Regions from separate parts of the Homo sapiens genome. Here all the other regions are linked to region 4. A link is a contact called in ENCODE Hi-C or POLR2A ChIA-PET data. All regions are on one chromosome and are shown on one strand. Each heading gives the region's core, a stretch centred on a gene start or an enhancer-like site at or near the end of the contact. The rest is flanking DNA. Distances are from core to core; before and after follow the strand shown.

What was found. Hi-C counts contacts between places; a loop is a spot of excess contacts on that map. ChIA-PET counts read pairs that join two places held with the same protein, here RNA polymerase II (POLR2A). Pooled maps may share reads with other maps.
Region 1: a pooled map shows a loop between it and region 4 (1.9-fold over the local background). The contact joins the enhancer-like site here to the promoter of CAMLG in region 4. A Hi-C loop is called at or near these places in 6 of 50 pooled maps. POLR2A ChIA-PET finds 5 or more read pairs at or near these places in 3 of 52 experiments (CD4-positive, alpha-beta T cell, OCI-LY7 and activated CD4-positive, alpha-beta T cell).
Region 2: POLR2A ChIA-PET joins it to region 4 with 14 read pairs in activated naive CD4-positive, alpha-beta T cell. The contact joins the enhancer-like site here to the promoter of CAMLG in region 4. A Hi-C loop is called at or near these places in 2 of 50 pooled maps. POLR2A ChIA-PET finds 5 or more read pairs at or near these places in 3 of 52 experiments (activated T-cell, activated naive CD4-positive, alpha-beta T cell and common myeloid progenitor, CD34-positive).
Region 3: a map of naive thymus-derived CD4-positive, alpha-beta T cell shows a loop between it and region 4 (19-fold over the local background). The contact joins the promoter of MACROH2A1 here to the promoter of CAMLG in region 4. A Hi-C loop is called at or near these places in 1 of 168 maps with a recorded cell type or tissue (naive thymus-derived CD4-positive, alpha-beta T cell), 1 of 37 single-sample maps with no recorded cell type and 11 of 50 pooled maps. POLR2A ChIA-PET finds 5 or more read pairs at or near these places in 1 of 52 experiments (activated naive CD4-positive, alpha-beta T cell).

What each region holds. Positions count from the first base shown.
Region 1 is chr5:134,027,928-134,032,724 of GRCh38, forward strand. It overlaps a transcript of VDAC1 not described here. Among named protein-coding and RNA genes, the nearest start is that of VDAC1, 25 kb to the left of the region's middle. RefSeq lists an enhancer at 2,734-2,833. Within about 2 kb of position 1,969, at least 2 of the 41 ENCODE cell types and tissues checked have a DNase peak (open chromatin) inside an H3K27ac peak, as active enhancers do.
Region 2 is chr5:134,050,986-134,055,715 of GRCh38, forward strand. It overlaps a transcript of VDAC1 not described here. Among named protein-coding and RNA genes, the nearest start is that of VDAC1, 48 kb to the left of the region's middle. RefSeq lists an enhancer at 829-1,404. Within about 2 kb of position 2,951, at least 9 of the 41 ENCODE cell types and tissues checked have a DNase peak (open chromatin) inside an H3K27ac peak, as active enhancers do.
Region 3 is chr5:135,395,846-135,401,282 of GRCh38, forward strand. It overlaps MACROH2A1 (macroH2A.1 histone), which reads right to left and starts at 3,386. Exons shown (of 9, transcript NM_138610.3): 1 at 3,217-3,386. RefSeq lists silencers at 2,722-2,781, 3,092-3,261, 3,272-3,731 and enhancers at 3,632-4,137, 4,138-4,643.
Region 4 is chr5:134,735,618-134,740,546 of GRCh38, forward strand. It overlaps CAMLG (calcium modulating ligand), which reads left to right and starts at 2,931. Exons shown (of 4, transcript NM_001745.4): 1 at 2,931-3,175. The coding sequence starts at 3,004. RefSeq lists an enhancer at 2,519-2,568.

The sequences.
Region 1 (4,797 bases), core at 719-3,218, 710 kb before region 4:
ACCCTGCTAATTTTTGTATTTTTAGTACAGACAGGGTTTCACCATGTTGACCAGGCTGCTCTCAAACTCCTGACCTCAGGTGATCTGCCTGCCTTGGCCTCCCAAAGTGCTGAGATTACAGGCATGAGCCACTGTGCCTGGCCATGTCCAGGTATTTCTATAGCATTTTAGCCATCCTTTGAGTGTGTGTATACATTTATATATTTATTTATTTATTTATTTAGAGACAGAGTCTCACTCTGTTGCCCAGGCTGGAGTGCAGTGGTGCCATCTCGGCTCACTGCAACCTCCACCTTCCAGGTTCAAGCAATTCTCCTGCCCCCACCTCCCAAGTAGCTGGGAGTACAGGGACCCGCCACCATGCCTGGCTAATTTTTGTCTTTTTAGTAGGGACAGGGTTTCACCATGTTGGCCAGGCTGGTCTCGAACTCCTGACCTCAGGTGATTCGCCTGCCTTGGCCTCCCAAAGTGCTGGGATTACAGGTGTGAGCCACTGCACCCTGCCCTGAGTGTGTATTTTGTATTGTGAGTTTTTTCTTCCATGTTGCTATGTAGGCTTGGTGATCATCATTTATAACAGTGTTCAATGTTTCATTGCACTGAGGATTTTCTAAATGGTTCTCTAACTGTTGTTCATTTCTTCTGTGGGAGGGAACATCCAGTCATCTAACAATGCTCAGCTCACTAATTCCTCTGGCCTGGCATTGCTCTTCCTCCTCCTTCCCTCCCGTGAATGCCTCCTGAGGTAGGTGGGATGACCGTCATTTCACAGTGGGAAGGGACCTTGCGGCCAGCCAAACCACTGGTAGGCAAATGTGACTGTACATCAGGGATCATTGATCCCTCAGCCAAGTACAGATTCCTAGGCCCTGTATCATCTGCCCAATCAGATGGGACAGTATGGAAGGTTTAAAATATGTCCACATATTCTTTGACAATCCTCCCTTCAGAAGGCAGTTGCTAATTCCCCTGTCCTTGAATGTGGACCACAGCACTCTCCTGGATCCCTCATCCTAGGAAAAGATGGCGGCCATGTCATAAGGACACTCAAGCAGCCCTGGAAGAGGCCCATGTTGGGTGGAACTGAGCCCTCCTAGCAGCAGTAGGGTGACCAATCGTTCTGGTTTGTCTAGGACAGTTCCAGTTTTCACACTGAAAGTCCCACATCCTAGGGAACCTCTTAGTCCTAGGCAAACAGAAGTGGGTGCCCATCTAACATCTAGCACCAACTGGCCAGCCATGTGAGTGAGCCACCTTGGAGGAGGCTCCTTCTGCCCCAGCGAAGCCTTCAGATGGCTGCCCCTGACCAACCTCTTGATTGCAGCTTCATGAGAGACTCTGTGCCTAACAGCACAGCTGAGTCACCCAAGAACTCCTGACCTACAGAAAATATGTGGGGTAATAAAGGTTGATCATTGTTTTAAGCCACTGCACTTTGGGGTAATTTATTATGCCACAATATATAAGTAATACACTCAGGAATCTGTATTTTGTCACACTGTTGGGTAATTGGGCTTATGAATCAGCATTTGTGAACCACAGATCTGGTCTTATTCCCTAAAGCAGCACTTTCCAATAGAACTTTCTGCAATGATAGAACAGCCGTGCATCTGTGCTGTGCAATTTGATGGTCACTAGGCAAACGTGGCTATTGAGCATTCAAAATGTGGCTGATATGACTGAGGAACTAACTTTTTAATTTGATTTAATTTTAATAAATTAAACTTGACATTTAAATAGCACATGTGTAGGATTCCATTTATGTAACATTCTTGAAATGACAAAAGTAGGGAGATAGAAAACAGATTAGTGGTTACCAAGGGTTAGGGATGGTGGGAAAAGGGCGGTGGGAGTGACTATAAAAGGATAGCCTGTGGGAGGTCTTTGAGATGCTGGGATAGTTCTGTATCACGATTAGGTGGTAGTTACATAAATCTACACATGTGAGAAAATGGCACAGAACTATACACACACATTGTACTAACATCAACTTCCTGGTTTTGATATTGCGCTACAGTAATGTAAAATGTAACCCCTTGGGAAAACTGGGTGACAGGTACGTGAGACCTCTCTCAACTACTTTTTGCAACTTCCTGGAAATCTATAATTATTTCAATAGAAAAAGGAAAAAGGCCGGGCACGGTGGCTCACACCTGTAATCCCAGCACTTTGGGAGGCTGAGGCTGGTGGATCACCTGAGGTCAGGACTTTGAGACCAGCCTGACCAACATGGAGAAACCCTATCTCTACTAAAAACACAAAATTAGCCGGGCGTGGTGGTGCTTGACTGTAATCCCAGCTACTTGGGAGGATGAGGCAGGAGAATCGCTTGAACCTGGGAGGTGGAGGTCCGCGGTGAGCAAGATCGTGCCATTATACTCCAGCCTGGGCAACAAGAGTGAAACTCCATCTCAAAAAAAAAAAGAGAAAAAAATGTTAATATGAAATAAGCATTACATAGCACATATGGCTAGTGCCCATCATGTTGGACAGGGAGGCCCCAGTAATGCATAGAGCCTTCTGCAAAATCTCCTAGTCATTCAGAACTTCCAGTGGCAGAGAGCTCACCTCCTCACAAGGTTCTGTTTGAAAGCTCTAATAATAAGAAAGCTCAGACCAGCAGGTTTCAGTAAGGGTAGAAAAGTTTTCCCCTCAGCATTCTTTCTTTCTTTCTTTCTTTTTTTTTTGAGATGGAGTCTCACTCTGTCGCCCAAGCTGGAAGCTGGAGTCCAGTGGTGACAGCGATCTCAGCTCACCGCAACCTCCATCTCCCAGGTTCAAGTGATTCTCCTGCCTCAGCCTCCTGAGAATCTGGGATTACAGGCCTCTGCCACCACATCTGGCTAATTTTGTATTTTTAGTAGGGGTTTTTTAGGGGTTTTACCATGATGGTCAGGCTGGTCTTGAACTCCTGACCTCAAGTGATCTGCCCACCTTGGCCTCCCAAAGTGCTGGGATTACAGCCGTGAGCCACTGCTCCCAGCCTCTCTGCAGCTTTCTGTTTGTGCTAGAATCATGAATTATGCCTAGATTTGCTGGAACAAGGCCCCTTCCCTAGGGATCCCAAGGGACCCAACAACAGTAATGTTACAGCTACCACTTCCATTACCATCACTTGCCACTCATGAGACAGACTACAGGGACCTCACACTTTTGCCCTCAGGTGGTCCTGGATGACCACCTGGTGTGGGGATCATTAACCTTGGAAGAAGCCATTTGCAGTCCATTCCAGCTGATCAAGAAAGAACTAAATCCAACATAGGATTTTAGACAGTAAGGAACATTGAAGACCTCCTGGTTTTATCCCTACCTTTCATATATGGGAAAATGAAGACTTAGAGTAAGTCTACAGGGATTAAATTTACTTAGTTAAAAAAAAAATGTGTTACCTGTGGTAGACTAAATACTGACCCCCAAAGATATACAGGTCCTAATCCTCAGAATCTGTGAATGCTGCCTTGTATGGCTTAAGGGACTTTGCTGACACAAAATAAGAATTTTGAAATAGGGAAATTATCCCAGGAGGCCCTAAATGCAATCACAAGTCTGTTTATAAGAGGGAGACAGGAGATTCTATACAGAATGCAATGTGACCAGGAAAGTAAGATGCTACTCTGGGCCGGGTACAGTGGCTCACACCTGTAATCCTAGCACTTTGGGAGGCCGAGGCAGGTGGATTGTCTGAGCTCAGGAGTTCAAGACCAGCCTCAAAACCCCATCTCTACTAAAATACAAAAAATTAGGCCAGGCGCAGTGGCTCATGCCATAATCCCAGCACTTTGGGAGGCTGAGGCAGGCGGATCACTTGAGGTCAGGAGTTTCAGACCAGCCTGGCCAACATGGCGAAACCCCATCTCTACTAAAAATACAAAAATTAGCTGGGAATGGTGGCAGGTGCCTGTAATCCCAGCTACTTGGGAGGCTGAGGCAGGAGAATCGCTTGAACCTGGGAGGTGGAGGTTGCATTGAGCCGAGATTACACCACTGCACTCCAGCCTCGGTGACAGAGCGAGACCCCATCTCAAAAAAAAAAAAAAAAAAGAACAAAAAAATTAGCTGGGTGTGGTGTCATGCACCTGTAGTCCCAGCTACTTGGGAGGCACGAGAATTGCCTGAACCCGGGAGGTGGAGGTTGCAGTGAGCCAAGATTGTGCCACTGCACTCCAGCCTGGGCCACAGAGCGAGACTCTGCCTCACAAAAAAAAAAAAAAAAAAAAGCTACTCTGCTGGCTTTGAAGACACAGGAAGAGACTAAGAGCCAAGGAATGCAAGGAGTACAGCTCTAGAAACTGGAAAAGGCAAGGAAACAGATTCTCTCCTAGAGGCTCAGACAAACCCTGACAAACCTTGGTTCTGGTCAAGTTAAACCATTTCAGACTTGTGGCCCAAGAACAGCAAGACAATGAATGTGTGTGGTTTTAAGCCAATAAATGTATGGTAATTTGTTACAGCAGCAATAGGAAACCAATATATTACCTAACAAATCCACATCTGCACTTACCTTTGACCCACCAACCCACTCCTAGGATTTCACTCTGAAGATACACCTCCAACATTACAAAGCATACATGTGCAAGATTATTCTGTGCAAAATTGTTTATAATTGCTGAATACTGGAAATTATCTAAATGTCCATGCATGGAAGAATGGTTGAATGAGCCACGGTATGACCCCACAATGGAGTAGTATGCAGCTATAAATAGAAAGAGGAAACGAATACAAATTGATTCCCAAGAGATATTAACTGGAAAGAGAAAAATACAAAAGAGTATGTATGGTATGCTCCTTTTCATGTAA
Region 2 (4,730 bases), core at 1,701-4,200, 680 kb before region 4:
AGAGTTGGCAGTGTATTAGGCCTTATACAGTTGTATGTGTTGTGCCCTGCACAAGGGCACCTGGCCCGGGGAACCAGTGAGGCTGAAATCCACCCCATGCCCTCCAGCTAGAGGAGGACAGAGCACCTTCTTCCAGTTTCCTTGAAGGCACCCTGTGGGCCAACAGCTGTCTGGACTGTACAGACAGTGAGATGGAGAAGGAGCACTGCCCAGGAGCCAGGGGGGCCAGGCCCTAACTCCAACTCTCCCACAGCCCTCCAGATTGCAATGGTCCCAACCCAGCTCTGATGCTGAGCCCGCTCTCAGAGTCCACAGCAGCTCTGGCAGCACCCACAGTGGGCTAGGCCTGGGCTACAGTGAAGAAGGCGCCTTGGGATGCTTCTGCAGGTTAGGGCAACCAGACTAACCAACGTTCTTCAAACAAAAGACTGCTACAGAGTCACTTGCATTTTGGTTTGGGGCCAGAGCTTCTTCCACTGCCTTTTCCTTTCAGGCAGTGCCCTTCTGTGAGCTTGATCATTTGTGAGAACCTTGTTGAGTGAGTCAGCCAGTCCCCTTGCTCAATACCTGGATGTGACACCATCTGTTCCATATCTCTCTTCTTACAGATATTAAATGATGTTAATCATCAATACCAATCAACAGGGTTAAGGACACACTACCCCTAGTGCCTGGGCAGTTTGTTTTTTTTTTTTTTGGCTTTGTTTTTGTTTTTGTTTTTTTGTTTTTTTGAGATGGAGTCTTGCTCTGTTGCTTCAGCTGGAGTGCAATAGCACGATCTCGGCTCACTGCAACCTCCACCTCCCAGGTTCAAGTGATTCTCCCACCTCAGCCTCCCGAGTATCTGGGATTACAGGCACCTGTCATCATGCCCAGCTAATTTTTGTATCTTTGTAGAGACGGGGTTTCACCATGTTGGCCAGGCTGGTCTTGAACTCCTGAGCTCAGGTGATCCGCCCACCTCAGCCTCCCAAAGTGCTGGGATTACAGGGGTGAGCCACTGCATAAGGCCGAATATTTTAAGCTGAAGGAATCTGAGCAACAGCGGGTACAAGCAAGAAGGACTCTCTGACCTTCCCCTGAAGCAGGTCATAACCCCTCATTTGAAAGGCGCCCTCCCTCCACCAGCGGGAAAGGAAGATGCATCTTCTTACCTCTGAAGACAAAGAGAAATCTGAAGGGTCAAGCTTTCCTGGTTTTGCCCAGTTTGCTACTCTGATTGACCTCATTCTCTTTTGTCCTGTCACCTTTTCCCACAACTCTCCACTCTTCATTAAACCTGGTACAAAACGCAGGTTTAACTGTCTTCAGGTCTTCATTTCTCTATGAAGCCTCTTGTGTTATGTAAAACTTTTTTTTTTGAGACAAGGTCTCACTCTGTCACCCAGGCTGGAATGCAGTAGCTTGATCTTGGCTCACTGCAGCCTCGACCTTGCAGGTTCAAGCAATCCTCCCATGCTACCACGCCTGGCTAATTTTTGTATTTTTTTGTAGAGGCAAAGGTCTCTCCATGTTGTCCAGGCTGGTCTCGAACTCCTGGGCTCAAGTGATCCTCCCAAAGTGCTGGGATCACAGGCATGAGTCACCGTGCTCAACCAAAACTTATATTAAATAAGTTTGCATGCTTTTCTCTTGTTAAGCTGTCTTTTGTTATGGGTCCCTGCTGAGAACCTAGAAGGTTAAAAGGAAAGATGCTTCTCCCTCCCCTATTCAGTCCACTTCCTGAGCACTGCCATGGGCCAGGCGCTGTGCTAGGTGCTCTACACACATGCTCATTTAGCCCCGACACCATGCTGTGGGGAGCTACTGTTGCTCCCCCAACTTTGCAAAGTTAAGAAGCAGAAGCCCTGGCCGGGTGCGGTGGCTCATGCCTGTAATCCCAGCACTTTGGGAGGCCGAGGTGGGCCATCACCTGAGGTCAGGAGTTCTAGACCAGCCTGACCAATATGGTGAAACCCTGTCTCTACTAAAAATACAAAATCAGCTGGGCGTGGTGGTGCACGCCTGTAATCCCAGCTACCCGGGAGGCTGAGGCAGGAGAATCCCTTGAACCCAGGAGGTGGAGGTTGCGGTGAGCTGAGATAGCGCCATTGCACTCCAGCCTGGGCAACAAGAGTGAAACTCCGTCTCAAAAAAAAAGAAGAAAGAAATAAAAGAAACAGAAGCCCCAAATACCACAGTGCATAACTGAGCAGGGTTTGAATTCAGATCAGACTGACTCCAAATCCAGGCCCTGCTAACACCACTTTCTTTTTAAATGAGGAAAATGAAGCATGGAGTGGCCATGCCACTCGCCTGGTCACCCAGCAAGTCAGCAAAAAGATGGCTTTCAGTTCCTTCTGAAAAGCCCTCCATTCTACAAACAACCCCCTTCCAACCCGCACCCACCATGCCTGGGGATACTCTGCATTTTGTCAGTTTGCTGTGGGTCAATGGACCCATTGCCCAACCCTCCATCATTGTCTAGGGCTCCTGTGAGCCGTGCCAGGGGCAGGCGCCAGGAAGGAGGATCCTGCAGGAGGAAGCACTGAGCGCAGCCTGCATGGAGTCAGACCCGGAGGACCTCACCCCAGGGCAGCTGCTCTGGGAGGAAGCCTGGGGGGAAACAGAACAGGTTATGGACACCCCATCCTGTCCCCCTCAGCCCCATTCCGGGCCATTCCACATTGCATGGGTGGGACTTTCTCTCCAGCCTCCACTTTGCTGGGCAACTTAGTTAGCATCTCTGTGCTACCCAGTCAGGGCAGCCCACCCATACGGCAGTCAACCAGCGCCTGCCTTCACCTAGGGAAGATGCCTTTTTCCCTAAACCACAAGTCAACAAGTCAGAAACAGGGCTTCTTTCCATTCTCTATCTTTATGGTGGATTCCTCCCAGAGCTGGCATTTACTCCTACTCATTAAAAATGCAAAGAACCAAGTACAGCAACAGAGAAGTCTTACGTTATGACTTCCTGTGGGTTACAGGCCAGAGGAGGGAACAATCAGCTCCTTTGTTGTGCAAGCTGCTGTTTGTCACTGACAATGGCATTCTTAAGGAATTATGATATTAAGGATTTAATAACCATTTGGTATAAGCAGTAAAACATTTCAATTATGGCGTTTCTGGAAAGTACTGTCCTCATCTGTTGCAGGAATTTACAAGGTGTCTTTTAATTAAGTCGGTTCTAAATGAGACACCTTCTCAGTGTGGTAATTTTTTGAATGAAACTGCCCTGAAGTACTAATTAGTTTGTTTTTAATGCTTGATTTACTCTGCCAGCATGGTGGCTAGGGCGGGGCTGCCCTGCTGGAACTGGATGAATCTCCAGCAGGCAGGAACAAGGTGCAGCGGCTCAGGGCTCTCCTGGCTGGAGAAATGGAGGTAGTTCATTTCACCCTGGCAAGCTTCTAGACTCTCCCTGTTGAGAACTGACCATAGTCTGTCTTTCTTTTCTTTTCTCTTTTATTTTCCTTTCTTTCTTCCTTCCTTCCTTTTTTTTTTTTTTTTTCTTTTGATGGAGTCTCGCTCTGTTGCCCAGGCTGGAGTGCAGTGGTGCCATCTTATGTCACTGCAACCTCTGCCTCCCAGGTTCAAGCAATTCTCCCCCTCAGCCTCCGGAGTAGCTGTAATTACAGGCGCCCATCGTCATGCCTAGCTAATTTTTTTGTATTTTTGTACAGACAGGATTTCACCATGTTGGCCAAGCTGGTCTTGAACTCCTGACCTCAGGTGATCCGCCCACCTTGGCCTCCCAATGTGCTGAGATTACAGGTGTGAGCCACCTCGCCCAACTGGACCACAGTCTTTCAGCCAAACTGGGAAGTGCCTCAGTTACTGGCCCTCCTCCTGATTAACCTGACGAACCACTTACCACAGGAAGCGGCGACTGAGCTGCCTGGGAATGTGGTTACTGCCCCATTGCTAGAGGTGGCGAGCAGAGGGCATTTGGGCATCAGGTAGGCAAGTGGGCTAGGTGACCTCAGAGGTCCGTCCCCACCCAGTGTAACTCTGGTCGTTCCTTTATTGTTCAGTCATATGTCGATCACCAGACATTGATTGAGTCCCCTCTCTGTGCACATAAACGGAAAGCAAAGAAGGCAGGATGGCTGCCCTGGTGGTGCCCACAGCTCAGCTGCATGGGGTGGGGATGCTGGATAGACAGAGTGGGAAGCAGCCACAAAGGAGACAGGCTGGCAGCTCTGGGAGATGGGGCAGGTGGCCCCCAGGAAGCCACAGGGGTGGGGTGTAGGGTGGATATGGGATGTCTGTTTCTTAGGAATGGCAGTTGGACCCCGCTGTGGTGGCTATGGGGTGATTTGATCTGAGGAAGGGGGGCATGGGAAGAGTTTTCAGCCTTGGAGGAGATTTCCCCGTGTCTCAGGCGTGCACAAATACATGTACATGCATTCTGGTCCTCGTGACATGTGAGGACAAGTGCTTATTTTGTTTGTTTGTTTGTTTGTTTGTTTTGAGATGGAGTCTCGCTCTGTCACCCAGGCTGGAGTGCAGTGGCGCGATCTCGGCTCACTGCAAGCTCCGCCACCCGGGTTCTTGTCATTCTCCTGCCTCAGTCTCCCAAGTAGCTGGGACCATAGGCGCCCGCCACCACGCCCCGCTAATGTTTTTTTTTTTTTTTTTTTTTTTTTTTTTTTAGTAGAGACAGGGTTTCACCGTGGTCTTGATCTCCTGACCTCAGGTGATCCGCCCGCCATGGCTTCCCAAAGTGCTGGGATTACAGGCGTGAGCCA
Region 3 (5,437 bases), core at 2,136-4,635, 660 kb after region 4:
CCACTCTCAGTGAACTAGGGGACTGCAAACAGAAGAGACAGACCAACTGAGATAGTAAATAAATCATAAACCATGCATTTTGTTCCAGCAGATGTGTCTTACTCCTGTTATGTTTTCAGTGGCAGGAAGAAACAAAACACAAACACAAATGTCATTTACCACAAGCAAGAAACAGTTTTGGGGAAGCTAGTCTGGGATTGAAATTTCACCTCTGCAAACCCATTCGGTGATGCGCTTCCCGAGATGCACTGAAGGAACTGTGCAGCTTGCTACATTTTAACAGCAAGTTACTGCCTGCCTGCTTTACAAAAAAACTTTTCTACATACTCCTCTCTCTTTTAAAGGTTGTGCCAAACTCTTAAGATAACCAGTCTCACGGAAGGCTATTTAGAGAAAAGTTAAAGTGTGGGCTTCACAGGACAGGACTCTGATAAGGCTTAGCATGTAGAATCCACTCATTATTTGCCGAGTAGACGTGTTCCCAATAAGAATAAAAAGAACACCTGATCCTGTCTCTCTCCTGCTCAAAACCCTTCAGTTGCTCTTAGGATAAAGTGTGGGTCTGACCAGAATCCTTTGTGATTTGTCCTGTTTGTCCCTCCCTGAAGCCTCACCTGACTCCGCACCAGGACTCAGCCATCCCGAGCCTCTGGCAGTTCCCCACATGACCTCTGTTCTTTTCTTCTAAGATGCACACATGGGGTTCCCCAGGCCTCAAACACTTGTCCCCATCTGCCCTCCTTTGCCCAGCCATCTCCTGCTTGACCTTTCCAAGCCAGATAAGGGCTCACTCCTGGCTAGGTTACTGTACCTGCTGGGGGGCTACGTGGGGCCTTTTGCACTGATTTTACAACAGCTACTTGCCTGCCTTCTCCCAAAGTCAGCTCCCCCAAGGTAGGGGCTAGGCATTTCTTAATCACGGCTGTGTCCCCAGTGCCTGAACAGGAGCTGATTCTCAGGAAATCTTTATGGAAAGACTCTGAGACACTGACCTGACAGGTTTGGTCCAAGCAAACAAGCTATACAACTCTTTGGAATGAAGAGTTGACTCACTCAGGCTCACTTGTAAGCACTGAGGCAGGGCCCAAAAGACCTCTAAACCTACAGAATATGGGAAGGACCCACAGAGATCTGGGCCCCAATCACTCCTGCCCCTTCCCAGCCCATGTTCTAGGAATGGGGCTCTGAAAAGGCTGTCACAAATCCTTGGGGACACTCAAATAAAACCAGAGGCTGTTGCAGTTCTGATGAACAACACATATAGAGTCTTGTTGGGTTCTTCGGCTTGAGGTTTTCAGTTTATGCTTTTATTTAAATAAATCTCCTTTAGGTGACTTGGGGCCGCATTAGCTCTGAAGGCAGGTCCCAGAACACATGCCCTCTGAGCTTCTCAGTGGGGAAGGAATGCGAGGCGCTCCTCAAGTTCGCCTCTCTCAGGGACCAGAAGAAACATCAGATGGAGATGTGTCACTCCCTGACACTGGCCCATTTGGTAAAAACTAAACCAGTGGCATGGTTGTATACTAGAATGTCACATGTGAAGTTCCAGACAATTCTTAAAGTTTAATAAAATGTGAGTTAAATTATGCCTCCTTCTAAAGGCCTGCCTCAAACAATTTTCATTTAGACAACCCTCTTAATGCCTTATCTAGGGATCAGCATTAACAATGGTGACAGATCGAAGCCAAAGAACAGACTGGAAAGATTTCTCTCTCCTTGTAAAACTAGAAGGGGGAAGAATTTGAAGTCTTTCAAGAGTTTTGTTGTGTTTAAGAAAAAATAAGTTTGAAAACATACTCATCCTCATCAGAGAGTCTCTTGTGCAAGACTGAGATGCTGCTGCCCAACTCTAGTTAAATGTGTACAATGGGTATTAATTCCAGTTGCAGGCAAGAGGTGTCCATTTCAGAGTTAACACCTCTGACAACAGGCTAGTAGCCTAAAGGTGGCCTGCAGTAGGTGAATTCCACCTAATTTACAACTCGAGTCTCCCATTCAAACCTAAGACTGTTAAAAAATGCCCGACTCCCTGGAGCAGGGAGCTTTGGAACAAAACACTTCCCTTACCCCCTACTTTAACGGTAAAACCTCAAACCACAAAGGTGGAAGAAAAGAGGGAAGCTAGCAGGAGTGCCCCCTCTAATTGTCTATTCTTATGTGCTGTTTACTGGGTCATTAAAATCTTACAAGGCCTTTATAGTCATTGTAATTGTTGAATTCAAGGTTTGTCCCAGTTGTTTGTACAGAAGTCTCTCACTTTGAAACTCAGAAACATTTCCCCTAACATCTTGTCTAAAAGAACCTTTCAAGCAATGTACTGACCAACTCCTTGAGTGATCTGTGGCCCCTGCAGGAGTGGGGGTAGGGAGCGCCATGTCGCACACCTGTTGTCAGGTGACACTGCCAGCAGCATCCTGCACACTCACCTCCCCACTCCACCCCACCCCCAGCGAGGCTCTTTCCTGCTGGCCTTCTCCACCCGGGGAAGCCTACAGCCTTCCGGAGTTACCTTTTAAAAAAAGCAAACCCTTCCTACCACAAAGCAAACAAAAGGCTGATACCGAGACAATCGGGAGCAGCGGGGGTTCCCGTGGCCCCTCTCCAGCCCATCCTTGGACCACTCCCCAACCCGGTCCCCCGCACCAGCCCGGCTTCAATCCCGCGAGTAGCCCCCGCCTTCCCCTCCCTGCAGATAGCGAGCCAGACGCCTACACCTCGGCCCCCCGGGGCTCGGGCCCGACTTATTGTGCCGGGGCCGGCAACTCGCGGGCCGGCGGGGGCCTCACCAAGTACAACTCTGCTCACAGCAGCTCCCGGGTGCCCAGGCCCAGACTGCCTAGCCAGCGCCGCGGGGCCTCCTGCGGCCTCGGGCCTGGCCCGTGAGCCCGCCCCAGGAAGGGTCGCCAGGGTAGGCGCCAGCACCGCTTTTTTCCCACAAAAGCGCCCAGGCGCGGGCAGGGGGATGCGTTTCGAAGAGAAGTTGGTTTCCAGGTTTCTTTTTTGAACAAAACCAAAGGGAATCCCGCGCGGCCCGACAAGGCCTGGGAGGACGTAGTGCACGCGCGAGGACCCGGCGTGGGCCACACCGAACCCGGCGGCCCGAGCCCGGCCCGCACCACACCGGTGCGCGCCAGGCCGGGCCGCTCCCGGGCACCCGCGGCCGGACCCGAGCGGCGGGGACAGGGAGTGCGGCAAGGGGGCCCGCGCGGCACTTACGCGGCGGCTCGGTGGCGGCGGCGGCAGCTGCAAGGTGTCTCGGCCTGAGCCCTCCTGGCCGCTCGCGCCTTTTCTCTCCGCGCTCCTCGCTGGCCCGCCCGCCTCTTCGCTTCCCGCCCGCGCGGCCCGCGCTCTCCCCCTCCGCCCGGCGCCGCTGCCGAGTGAACTGGAACCAGTCCTCGCGGCCGGCTTCCCACAATGCACAGCGCGCCGCTCGTCACATCCCTTCGCGGCCCCGAGCGTCCGGCCTCCGCGCCCGTGCCGCCCGGCGCCCCGGCCTTGACCCCGGGCCCGCGCCCTACCCGTTGACGCCGGCCGCTCTGCGCCCAGGCACCAGCCCGCACCCCGGACGCGAGGTCTGACCCATGACCCCGGGGACGCCCAGAGCCCAGTCCTTGGGAAGGGCCAGGCCCCTGGAGAGGAGCTTCTTCAGGGCGCGTCCCAGACTCTGCGTCTCGAGTGAACGCCTACTGTGTGCCTGGCTCTGAGCACGGGACTGTCGCTGCCACGGCATCTTTAGGAACCTTCCCACTAACCCAGTGGGAAGGCACAATGGCTGTTACCAGCGATCGCTCTTCCCTCCCCAGTCAATGCCAACTCCCCCCTGCCCCGCCTCAGAGACCCCGCTGTCTTTAGATACAGGCCACCGCCAAGCCCTGGTCTGCCCCAAGATCAATTACTGCGCACCCGGTTCCCCTGGGGTCCTTCAGTTAATCCTCCTCACCCCGAAGTCTGGAACCTGCCTTGCACATGGAAGCGGTTAGCTACTTCGCTTCAGCAAAAGTTCACTTTCGGACCCAAGTTGGGAATTACTAATGTAGACAGTGATTCCTTATCATCACACACGTTTTTTAAAAACTGCGGACAGGCCGAAAGAGGAGGAGCCGCCACAAAGCCCGCCACGTCTTCCTAAATTGGTTTACCGCCTGAAGGCATTGGTGCCCCATCCCGGGTACTTAAATGGGGGCCTGCCCTCTACTCCCCTCCCTCCAAAGTGTGGAGCCGGAAGCCACTTCTCCATCCAGCTGTGAACTAAATTTGGATAATAATACACATCCCTCAGGGTTGATGTGAAGTTTAAAGTGCCGCTACTGGGGATTATGGAGGTAATTAGAGACCCCCACCCCCACCCCCCAGTCCTCAGGCTGCGCGGGAATCGCAGCGGCAGTAACCTCCACCTCACCGGGATGCTTTACACCTTACTTTAAGAGTTTGCAAAACAATGTCCAATACCTGCCATTCATGCATTCGTTAATTCGATTAAGTACTGAGAACGTATTTTGTGTCATACATCGATTTGGGTGCTGGATATGAAACAGCCAAGAGAACAGGCAGAAATCTCTGCCCTCCTGTAGTTTGCAGTCTCGTGGGGGAAAGACAGACAAACGGGAGAATGTGTCAGAGGGTCTCCATGGGGTGGAGAAAAATAAGGCGGAGAAGGGGAATAGGAAGTGTGAGATAAGAGTGAGGCTCAAATACAAGAGAAGGCCTCTATGAGAAAGTAACATTTAAAGCCTGAAGAAATTGAGGGAGCAAGCCGTGTGGATGTCTGGGGAAGAACTGCGCCGAGCATGAGGAATAGCAAGTGCAAAGGCTGGGGTAGGAGTGTGTCCAAAATAGTCAAGACAGAGCGAGTGTGAGGTTGGAGTAGAATGGGTGAAGGGGAAAGTAACAGGAGATGAAGCTGGAAAAATGATGATGCTTATGATGCTTCTGGTCCCAAAACAAAGCATTATGGTTCTATGAGGATCTCCCGAAGAAAAGATGTCAGGAAAGGTGCAGAGACCCTCCCCCACACACCACATTGTTGTTCCATCCTTCTCTGTGCCTTTGGGCAAGGACTCTCCGTTCTGTAGGGACCACCAGGTGGAATTAAAGTCTACACTCCTCCAAGAGCTGATCTTGGGGCGGCCCCACCTCCATGCCCCTCTACAGCGTGCCATTCTCATAGAACACACTAGGACCTTTGTCCTCTGGAGCTGTTCAGTGCAGCAGCTCTGACCTCATCCTTCTCCAGAAGCCTCCACCTTCTCTCCCCTCTCTCCTCCTGCGCTTTGTGTGTCCTGTTCTTCCACTTCGGTGACCTGTCTCCTCCCCTAATCTGGCTCAGAGAGGGGTACCAGCTGCTGCTGCTGCTATTGCTTCTTCTTCTGTTAAAGGTTTTTTATTTTTTTCCAATGACAAAGCTATGCTCATTCTGAAAACATGAAAAATAAAAATG
Region 4 (4,929 bases), core at 1,681-4,180:
GTGAGCCACTGCGCCTGGACTCTTTTTTTTTGTTTTTCTGAGACAGAGTTTCACTCTGTCGCCCAGGCTAGAGTGCAGTGGTGCAATCTCAGCTCACTGCAACCTCTGCCTCCTGGGTTTGAGTGATTCTCCTGCCTCACCCTCCCGAGTAGCTGGGATTACAGGTGTGTGCCACCATGCCTGGCTAATTTTTGTATTTTTAGTGGAGATGGGTTTCATCATGTTGGCCAGGTTGGTTTCGAACACCTGACCTCAAGTGATCCACCCACCTCAGCCTCCCAAAGTGCTGGGATTAAAGGTGTGAGCCACCGCACCTGGCCTCCCGATCTCTTTTCTTTGTTTTTAAATAGAGAAGGGGGTCTCACTATGTTGCCCAGGTCAGTCTTGAGCTCCTTGCCACAAGTGATCCTCCTGCCTGGACCTCCCACATGCCAGCCCAGACATTTTTTATAATTCTGTTCAAGTTCAGTTATACGGCTTCCTCAGTTTCAAGGAGGAATGAAATATTACTTGGAAATAATTTGCTTGATGCTTATATCATTGAATATAACACTATAATTCTAATTTAGCTCCTCAAACCCTTTCTGGAACCGTCTTGATTGATCAGGGCTGTGCCTCATCAAATTCTGCACATTTGTTACTATTTGACAGTTATTTCCATTATTTTCAGTTGTGTGTAAAATTGTTTTAAGGAAGTCTAGGGCTCAGAGATCTATGTCTGTGCAGATATGCAGAAGAACTTCCTCTAATACTTTAAAATTATTAACTAGTGGATGTCCCTGGGATTTAACTTTCATCCAATCAAGGGTGAAAGTTCAGTCTGTATATTCTTTGAGCTCCTTATGTTGTTGAATCCAAACCGAAGTTTCTTTTGTTTTCACTTCTTTTTCAGTATTAATATAAATATAGTATTTTATTATCTTCTAAGTGGTATTTCACCCACTTCCTTATTTTGAGGGTGATTGTGTGGCAGGCTTAGTTGCAGGGGGCCCACCCAGTAAGCTGCTTCAAAACCCTCCTCAGCCTCAGGTGTGAACTGGCCATGCTCCCTGTTAGCAAGGGTTGATGGATTCAATTCCTTCATTCATCTAATCATTCACTTAGTAAGTCATTACTGAATGCCAAGGCTGCATTATGACTTTCAAGGGCCCTAAGCTCTTTTGCCTTTGTGGCTCCTTCCTGCCTGAAAACATACTTAAAATTATATTTTATGACTGTATTGCTATTAATGATGACTATAATCCAGACTGGATCCATTACAATATAGCAAATATATTATTTTTTTCTGAAAAAACTTTTTTGAGATGGGGTCTCACTGTGTCACCCAGTCTGGAGTGCAGTGGCCCGATCATTGCTCACTGCAGCTTCAACCTCCCCAGGATCAGGTGATCCTCCCACCTTAGCCTCCCAAGTAGCTGGGACCACAGGCACACGCCACCAAGCCCGACTAATTTTTGTATTTTTAGTACAGTCAGGGTTTTGCCACGTTGGCCAGACTGGTCTCGAATTCCTGGCCTCAAGTGATCCACCCATCTCAGCCCTCACAAAGTGCTGGAATTACAGGCATGAGCCACCGCGCCCAGTCATTTGTTCTGATTTTATTTTATTTATTTCTTTTATATATGTATTTTTGAGACGGAGTCTCCCTCTGTCGCCCAGGCTGGAGTGCAGTGGCATGATCTCGGCTCACTGCAATTTCTGCCTCCCAGGTTCAAGCGATTCTCCTGCCTCAGCCTCCCAAGTAGCTGGGATTACAGGTGCATGCCACCAGGTCAGGCTAATTTTTGTATTTTTAGTAGAGACGGGGTTTTGCCATATTGGCCAGGCTGGTCTCGAACTCCTGACCTCAGGTGATCCGCCTGCCTCGGCCTCCCAAAGTTAGGATTACAGACGTGAGCCACCGCTCCCGGCCTTTTTGTTTTTTTCTTTTCTTTTCCTTTTTTTTTTTTGAGACGGAGTCTCGTTCTGTCGCCCAGGCTGGAGCATCTTTAGCATGCGAGGTGGTCATGAACGACAAGGAGAAAAAACAAGGTGAAGGGGAATGGGGAGTGTTGGCAATTTAGATAGAATGTGCACGAAAGGTTTCAATGGGAAATTCTAATTTGAATAAAAACGCACAAAACGCGAGGAAAGCCTAGGAACACATCAGCCGTATACTTTGCCGTAGAGAAGTTAAGGATGAGGAACAGGCACCAAGAACAAATCCCAGCGTAAGGCTCCCTTTAAGTGCGGCTCCCAGGGTTACGTATTCCCATTGCCTACAGGCGAGGCCGCGGGTCTGTAAACAAGCGACTGCCGCTGCAACCTCCATTTTGCTTCCTGGCACCAAATCTAGGCTGACCTACTTACTGCCATCCCTTTCCCACTCCCGGTTTTCTTTTCTTTCTTTTTTTTTTTCTCGAGACAGAGTCTCGCTCTGTAGCCCAGGCTGGAGAACAGTGGCGCGATCTCGGCTCACTGCAACCTCCGCCTCCTGGGTCCAAGAGATTCTCCTGCCTCAGCCTCCCGAGTAGCTGGGATTACAGGCGCGCGCCACCCCGCCCGGCTAAGTTTTTGTATTTTTAGTAGAGACGGGTGGGGGGAGGGGGGAGGGGGTCACCATGTTGGCCAGGCTACTCTCGAAATCGTGACCTCGTGATCCGCCCGCCTCGGCCTTCCAAAGTGCTAGGATTACAGGCGTGAGCCACCACTCCCGGCCCTGGGTGCTGGTTTTCTTCACCTCCGAGTGAACAGCAGAGGGGGCTGTTGGGTGAGGGCCAGAAGAGTTGGGGAGGCACGAGGGCGTCCAGCGCTGCCCTCACTCAAGATGGCGGCCAGAGCCTCGCGCTTGGTCGCGTGGGGCGGTGCGTGAGTGCTTAGCTCACAGGCTCCGGGACCGCGCTCGGGGGCGGGTCTATAGTGGGAAGGGGACGCGCGCCCTGCGGCCCGGCCTCTAGTCATCGCCCTCGCAGCGGCGGCCAACATCACCGCCACTGCCACCCCTCCCAGACTGTGGACGGGAGGATGGAGTCGATGGCCGTCGCTACCGACGGCGGGGAGAGGCCGGGGGTCCCAGCGGGCTCAGGTCTGTCGGCTTCCCAGCGTCGGGCGGAGCTGCGTCGGAGAAAGCTGCTCATGAACTCGGAACAGCGCATCAACCGGATCATGGGCTTTCACAGGCCCGGGAGCGGCGCGGGTAAGAGCCTCGATTTCCCCTCAGTCTCCCGCCCATCACCTTGAATCTTCAGGGTCATTCTTCCCTCTCCCACCTCCACTCCTCTGACCTTTTTGACCAAGCCTTGCTCTTTGATTTCCTCTCTGTCCCGCCCCTTCGGTGATATCCCAAGTTCTCATCCCTGAACCCCAGGATGTTCCTAGTCGCTCCCCTCAATTTTCCCGGGGCCTCGCCGTGAGATTTTCCCCACCCTGCCTGCAGAGCTCTCACTCCCTCTTCCCAGTTACGTTGAACAGCCCCTTTTTTCCTTAGCCACTCCTCGCCTTTCTTGAAGGGCGCACGTTGTATCCCCAGACTGTCATGTCTACTGCTCCCCTTAGGAAGATGGCTTTCCTTCTTAAGGTTCCAAGTGCTTTTCCTTACAGTGCCTTCTCTAGCGTCTACCTTCTTTTGCCTTTTGCTGTGTAACTCCTGTCCGCCCACATCAGCCTGTCTTTACTGAACTGCCCGCTAGTTCATCCTACGTGTATCAGGGACTCTTGTGCTCATATCCTAGTGTTTGTGTTCAGTGCCGTCAACACTGTCACCTACGGGCCGGCTAGAAAAGGTGGGAAAAGTGAGAGTGAGCATTCTTCAGAGACCCAGCAAGTGCGAAGTGCACACCTGAGAGTTTCCTCTCCTCATGAGGGGATATTGTTGTGATTGATGTCTGGAGCTGCATTTCTAAGGAGAGCGCCTCCTTCCTCCCCCAAACACATGTCCAATGATTTTCTTTAAAAAAAATTTATTTCACGTGAGTATAATTGAGCAATTAGCGCGCCCTAGTGTTATCTAAGTTTCCAGTGTTTCCTTTAGTAATTGGCCTTTAGTCACTGGTCGCAAGCTCCTTATATCTTTGTGACTTTTGTTCTGTAAGGCTTTAGGTGTATAGCTCTGAACTTTTAGGCAGTTCAAATGAGAGGTAAGAAAACCATTTCAAATTCTTCTAGAACAATAGAAGAAACATTTTTCTATCGGGCTATTTATTCTTAAAGCATTATTTATGATCTTACCTGAGGTACTTTCTATATTTTGTTCTTTTGCTTTGAAAATTTTATGTCTTTAAAGGTTGTTTTATTTTTTGAGACAGGGTCTCCCTCTGTAGGCCAGGCTGGAGTGCAGTGGCATGATCATAGCTTACTGCAGCCTCAAACTCCTGGGCTTAAGCAATCCTGCTACCTCAGCCTCCGGAGTAGCTAGGACCACAGGTGTACACCACCATGCCTGGCTAATTTAAAAAAAAATTGTGTGTGTGGAGATGGGGGGGTCTCACTATGTTTCCTAAGCTGGTCTGGAACTTCTGGGCTCAAGTGATCCACCAGCCTTGGCTTCCAAAAGTGCTGGGCTTACAGGATTACAGGTGTGAGCCATTGTGCCTGGCCTTTTTTTTAAAACAAAAACAAAAACAAAACCCCAGAGTAGTGTCTTAAAACTGCTGAAGTGCCTACTAATGGCTGCCTGACTACATAAACAGTAGCTTTGGGATATGCCACACCCTATGCTCATAGGGCACTGGATTCAGAAATCTAATTTTAAAATATAGATTTTAAAAGGCTTTACTGATTTTATATTTTTAACCAAATAAGCTAAGGCAGGCAATGCAATCATACATCTGGGATATATTATCCATAAAAAGTTGGTCTTTTCAGCTTGCTCCATCTCTGAATATCTTTCCCAGTTTGTCTACTAATCTTATCTCCTACCCACAAAGTTTGGGTTATTTCCTCTGCAGAATA